Regions from separate parts of the Homo sapiens genome. Here region 2 is linked to region 1. Evidence: read pairs that join two places in POLR2A ChIA-PET (ENCODE). Cell type or tissue: MCF 10A. All regions are shown on one strand.

The links. Peaks named below come from ENCODE experiments on the same cell type or tissue, not always from the same donor. Only the 100,000 strongest peaks of a DNase experiment are listed, where the experiment ranks them.
Region 2: POLR2A ChIA-PET joins it to region 1 with 11 read pairs; 2 of 35 experiments call an interaction of 5 or more read pairs at or near these places.

What each region holds. Positions count from the first base shown.
Region 1 is chr5:170,613,956-170,616,455 of GRCh38, forward strand. All of the region lies in intron 1 of KCNIP1 (potassium voltage-gated channel interacting protein 1), which reads left to right. Among named protein-coding and RNA genes, the nearest start is that of KCNIP1-AS1, 66 kb to the right of the region's middle. In MCF 10A, no CTCF peak of the experiment used is centred here; DNase peaks (open chromatin) are centred at 986 and 1,376.
Region 2 is chr5:170,521,347-170,523,846 of GRCh38, forward strand. All of the region lies in intron 1 of KCNIP1 (potassium voltage-gated channel interacting protein 1), which reads left to right. Among named protein-coding and RNA genes, the nearest start is that of KCNIP1, 19 kb to the left of the region's middle. In MCF 10A, no CTCF peak of the experiment used is centred here; a DNase peak (open chromatin) is centred at 1,145.

The DNA.
Region 1 (2,500 bases):
AGTTCAACAAGAGATGGCCCCAGCTCCGGTGTCTACTGGGGAGGTGATGAAGTGAAGTGTTCAATTCCTGCATAGCCACCAACAAGTCCCTGGAAACACAATTGTTGAGGATGTGTCCCTCGGGGAGGCATGGTTCATCTGGCTGTGTCACAAAGCAGATGGGAACAGCTGGCGAGGAAGGACTGCCTGTCCTGGGAATTGCCCTAATCATCTTCCTAAATATTGCCGCAGCCAGGAGGAAAGCCTGATTCCCTGCAGATGGGGCCATTGACAGGATGCTACTGGTCCGGGTTGGGAGAAAAGGAATGCTGTAAACACAGTCAGCCCATTCGGCAGGCAGTGGAAGCTGTCTGAGGCTTCAGGGCCCCCTCCTCACTAGGGGCTATAATTCATGCAGTTTCTTATCTGCCAGATGGCCAGGAGGACACATGCATTCCAGTGGTGCCATCTTCTAAGTGTTGGCAGCTTGCCAGTGATCTCAACTTCATTTTCATCATTGCCTTTTGAGACTTTTTGTTCTTAATCACCCCAACCAACCATGAAATTTTAATACCAGAAATATATTCTCTGTTTACATACTTTATGCAAAATCTGTTTTTTAAACGTAAAAAGGGGATTTTTTCACACGTGCATTCCCACAAGAACCAATTCTCTCCCCCGTTGAGAATGCCTGTTGTACACTAAACCTTCAGATAACCATTTTCTGCAATCAGCCCTATCAGATTTGGAGGGAGAGAAGCAACTCACCAGGAAACAAATGCTCTTTGCATTGTTTTGTCTCTTCCCAGAAGCCTCCCATCCACCTTCAGCTGGAGTTGAGCTTTCTAACATCACTGCATTCCTGCACATCCACATTACCATCTTTATGTATTTGATTCCTCCTTGAGGGCAAGGCCTGTTTCTCTGTTGTTTACACCCCCTCTCAGTGCGTGCTGTAAGGTAGGAGCTTCACAGATGGTTAAAGCAAAACAGAACATGGGCCGGGTGCAGTGACTCACTCCTGTTGTCTCAGCACTTTGGGAGGCCAAGGCGGGTGAATCACCTGAGGTCAGGAGTTCAAGGCCAACCTGGCCAAATGGCGAAACCCCATCTTTACTAAAAATACAAAAAATAGCTGGGCGTGGTGGTAGGCGCCTGTAATCCCAGCTACTCGGGAGGCTGAGGCAGGAGAATCACTTGAACCCGGGAGGTGGAGTTTGCAGTGCGCCAAGATCGCGCCACTGCACTCCAGCCTGGGCGACAGAGTGGGATTCCATCTCAAAAATCAAAAAACAAAAAAAGGAAAAAACAGAACATGAAAGCCACTTTCCCACAGCCTGGGCACGTAGCTACTGTGGTGAATCACCTTTCCTGGCAGAGCACACTCAGGAACCGTCAGCTCCAAAAGCACCAAACAGTTTCATTAAGACCGTGGCTCCTTCGCAGAAGCACACGGAACGCAGACTGACAAGCCTGTGATAACATTTTAATGGCCTGAGTTCAGTTCCCAATAAAATACTTAAGTTTCTGCAATCATGGAGCTGGCATTTTCATTAATACTCCTGATTAATTGTCTGTCCTAGGAAAAGGCTCATCACCGTCACAATCCCGATCTTGCTAGTTCCTTGCAGGGAGAATCCCAGCAGCCTGGGCTTTTCCACCAGGTTAAAGCTGGCAAAGGGCAAGGAAGACTCCCTGGCACCTGGTACCCTCCACTTGCCATGGTAACAGAGGATTACAGGCTCTAAGCCCAGCTGCTGTCCTTGCATTCAGACCTCACCACTCATACACTGGGACCTGGAACTACTTAAATTGCCTCAGTTTCTTTATGTGTCAAATGGCGTTTGACACATAAAGCACTAATACTAATAGTACTTACATAATAAGGTTGTTGTAAGGATTAATTGAGTTGGTACAAGTAATGTCCTGGCACGCATCTGGCACATAGTGAGTGCTTCCTATAATAAACAGTAGCTGGGTTTGTTGTTGTTTTACTATTATTTTTCCTCCAGAAAGGCGAGAGTTGCATCAGCCTTGGAAGAGGCAGGACTGAGATGTTTGGGAACAAGACCACTTTCACAGGGGGCAGCCTTTTGAGAAATGTCATGTCTACTTGATAGGGCTTTAAATATGGAGTAGTGGGAATCTGCACATTTGGATTCAAATCCTGGCTTTTCCAATGGCTGATGATGGAACCCTTATAGGCTCAAATCACTCACTTCTCTGAGCCTCCCCAAAAATTGAGAATAACAGTTTTTATTCCATAGGGTAGTTTTGAGAATTGGTAAGATGATCATAAATGTAGAAGGGCCTGGTACTCATAACTGTTTTCTTCATTTATTTATTTAGTCAACAATGTTTTCTGAGCACCTACCCTGGGCCAGGCACACTGAGGTGGGCCTTGGGATTCATCAGGGATCAAAGGGAAAAGGCATCCCATCTCCGTGGAGCTTCACATCATCGTAGTTAAGGTGGATAATGACTGTCTCGACAGATAGGACAGTGGCCAGGACACAGGCCT
Region 2 (2,500 bases), 93 kb before region 1:
TCCATGTTCACTGCTCCATCTGCTCAGTGCAGGCTGTCTCTCTGCTCTGTCTCCCACCTGCTTTTGTGAGTGTATGTTTCTATGTTTGTGTATATGTGTGTTTAAACTCCTCTTCCAGAGTGAAAGACCATTTCAGTCTTTTGTGTGCTGATTTGTAGAAATCATTGAACTTTCAGAATCCCATTTGCAATGTCATGTCTGTGGCTGGGGATCTCCAAGTAACATCAGCTTACGTCTGGGAAGGACAAGGGGAATCAAAGTTAGAAGTCAGGAGAGCAAAATCCACACACAGCATGCACCATCGGCCACCTTTAGGAGTGACACAAGAGATGGTGTTTGAATATAAATTTGAAGTCTTTCCAAAGATTTAACACTCCTTTGGCTGACAACCATAATCTCAAGGAGGTAGGCCTAGGCTAGAGCAATTATACTTTAGGGTAACCCTAGCTGCTATAACAAATAAACCCCAATATTGCAGTAGGCTGAAACATAGAATTGTTTTTATCATTCATATAACTTCTTGATGGGCCAGTAGCCTTCTTCCATGTAGTCACTCAGGGACCTAGCCTCCTTCCATCTTGTTGCTCCCCCAACCCTAAGGCATCCTCTACATCTAGGTGAAAGGGGAGCAGAAAATGTGGTCTCTGGCCCAGGAACAACTCTAGTCTTGGAGAAGCACATGATATAGTATGGAGATCACAGCCAGGCCTGCCACCGGCAGCAATTCAGGGCTGGGCACCAGATCAGCTGGGTGGAGTCCCAGCTGGCCAAGGAGTCTGAGCCCAGGTACTATGTGGTCATCTTGGGCATGGAACAGGGCAGCTCAAGGACCAGAGGTCAGCTGGCAGGGTCCGCACCAAGCCTATCCAGGGAAGCCCTGCCCTGATCATGGACAAGGCCTGTGTAATCCTGATGTCAGCTGCTTCCCTCCCGAGGACAGCCTGCAGCAGATGGTCAGAGCCTGTTGCCATTAAACATTTGAGTGGTTCCACCAGCATCCCGATGAGTCTGGGTTCACCAAGAAACATTATTGTAATGTGCTCCCCAGGCAGCTCTGCCTCAGGGAGAGACAATGCCAGGCATGACAACTTCAGCATTCTTGTTCTGCATGGCAGTTGCATTTCTCATTGTGGTTTATATGTTGGTCACATGATCTGAGCTAATGGGAGTATTCGCCTGACAGATGAGTCCCTTTTGCTGGGTGTGCCAGCAAAATCAGGCTTCCAAGCCCCCAAGGCTCACTGCCAGAGGCTGGGGAATTCGCCAAGGTAAATGCCACCTTGTGAGGTCTTTGGGACACAGCCAGCAGCCTCCCCAGGGCACCATTCCTGTCTCAGCATGAGGCTTCTCTGGCCAGCCCAATGGCATTTGGGAGCCACATCCACACCCCACGGGTCTGGGTCTGTTTCCAGCTGCACTGGGACATTCTGGCAGATTCTCCCTGATCTCTGTAAGGAAGAGTACAGCAGGAAGGAGAGGAAGCAGAAAAAAATTCCAATGCTTAGAGTTTTCCCTCTAAAGAGGACCTCCTGAGCCACTTCTGAACAGGACTTGGAACAAAGGAATCTTGGCGCTTTGATGATCGTGTCTGCAGCAGTTGTTGAAATGAGTCTGACACTCGCCAGTGCCTTAGTAGGAATTATAATTACATCAGGAGACCCCAGGCAACCAAGTAAACTGATTAGCTACTGCTCCGAGTTGATAGATTTTTTTCTCTCTAGGTCATAAATAGGGCTGTGGGAGATGGTGGAAGCATGCTGGTGGGAACAGGTCGAGATGGGCTGTACATTCAGGAAGCCCAACCAAGTGGTGTGGGCAGCTCCCCCTGCCCCACCCTGCCACCGGAAGAGACAGTCTGACAGGTGCCCAAGGTAGAGTTCAGTTCCCTCGGCCAGGGACTGCACTCCTGATCTTGCGTGCTGCAGAGAGCTGTCCTCAGAGCAGGCTGAGGGTGGCTGAACTGCTAGGCGATGCTCTGGGAAGCCCTCCGCCAGGAAAGCCGATGCTTTCTGCCAGGCATAATTATTGCATGGATAATTACACGATTCAGAGCCTGCTGGAGAATCCTGGGCTGGTGCCAGAGTAGAAAGGCAGGGTTCCGGAACTGCAGCCAGTGGCTGATTCTCAGAGTCGACTTTGAAAGAAGAGGGTAATCATTCCTCCTCCTAAGACTCCTACCTGGCTGGGCCAGGACATGGCAAACGTAAAGCTAAGGGAGGCGGGGAGTTGATGAGTTCTCTCCTCCACCCACTCCCTTACAGGAGGGGGTCCCCAGAGTTCTGACCTAATCCCTCTTCTTTACTCCCTGCACGTGTCACCTCCCTGGGACAATCCACCCCTGCCCATTAGCACATATATGCGGATGACACCAAGTGTCTTTCCAGCCAGGCATCTGCAAATGCATGCTGGGCATCTCCCTCACGTGTCTCCTCCAGCCCATTGCACTCCAGCCTGAGCCATTCTCCTCCTACCCCAGTCTGCCTCTCAGTCCATATTCTCT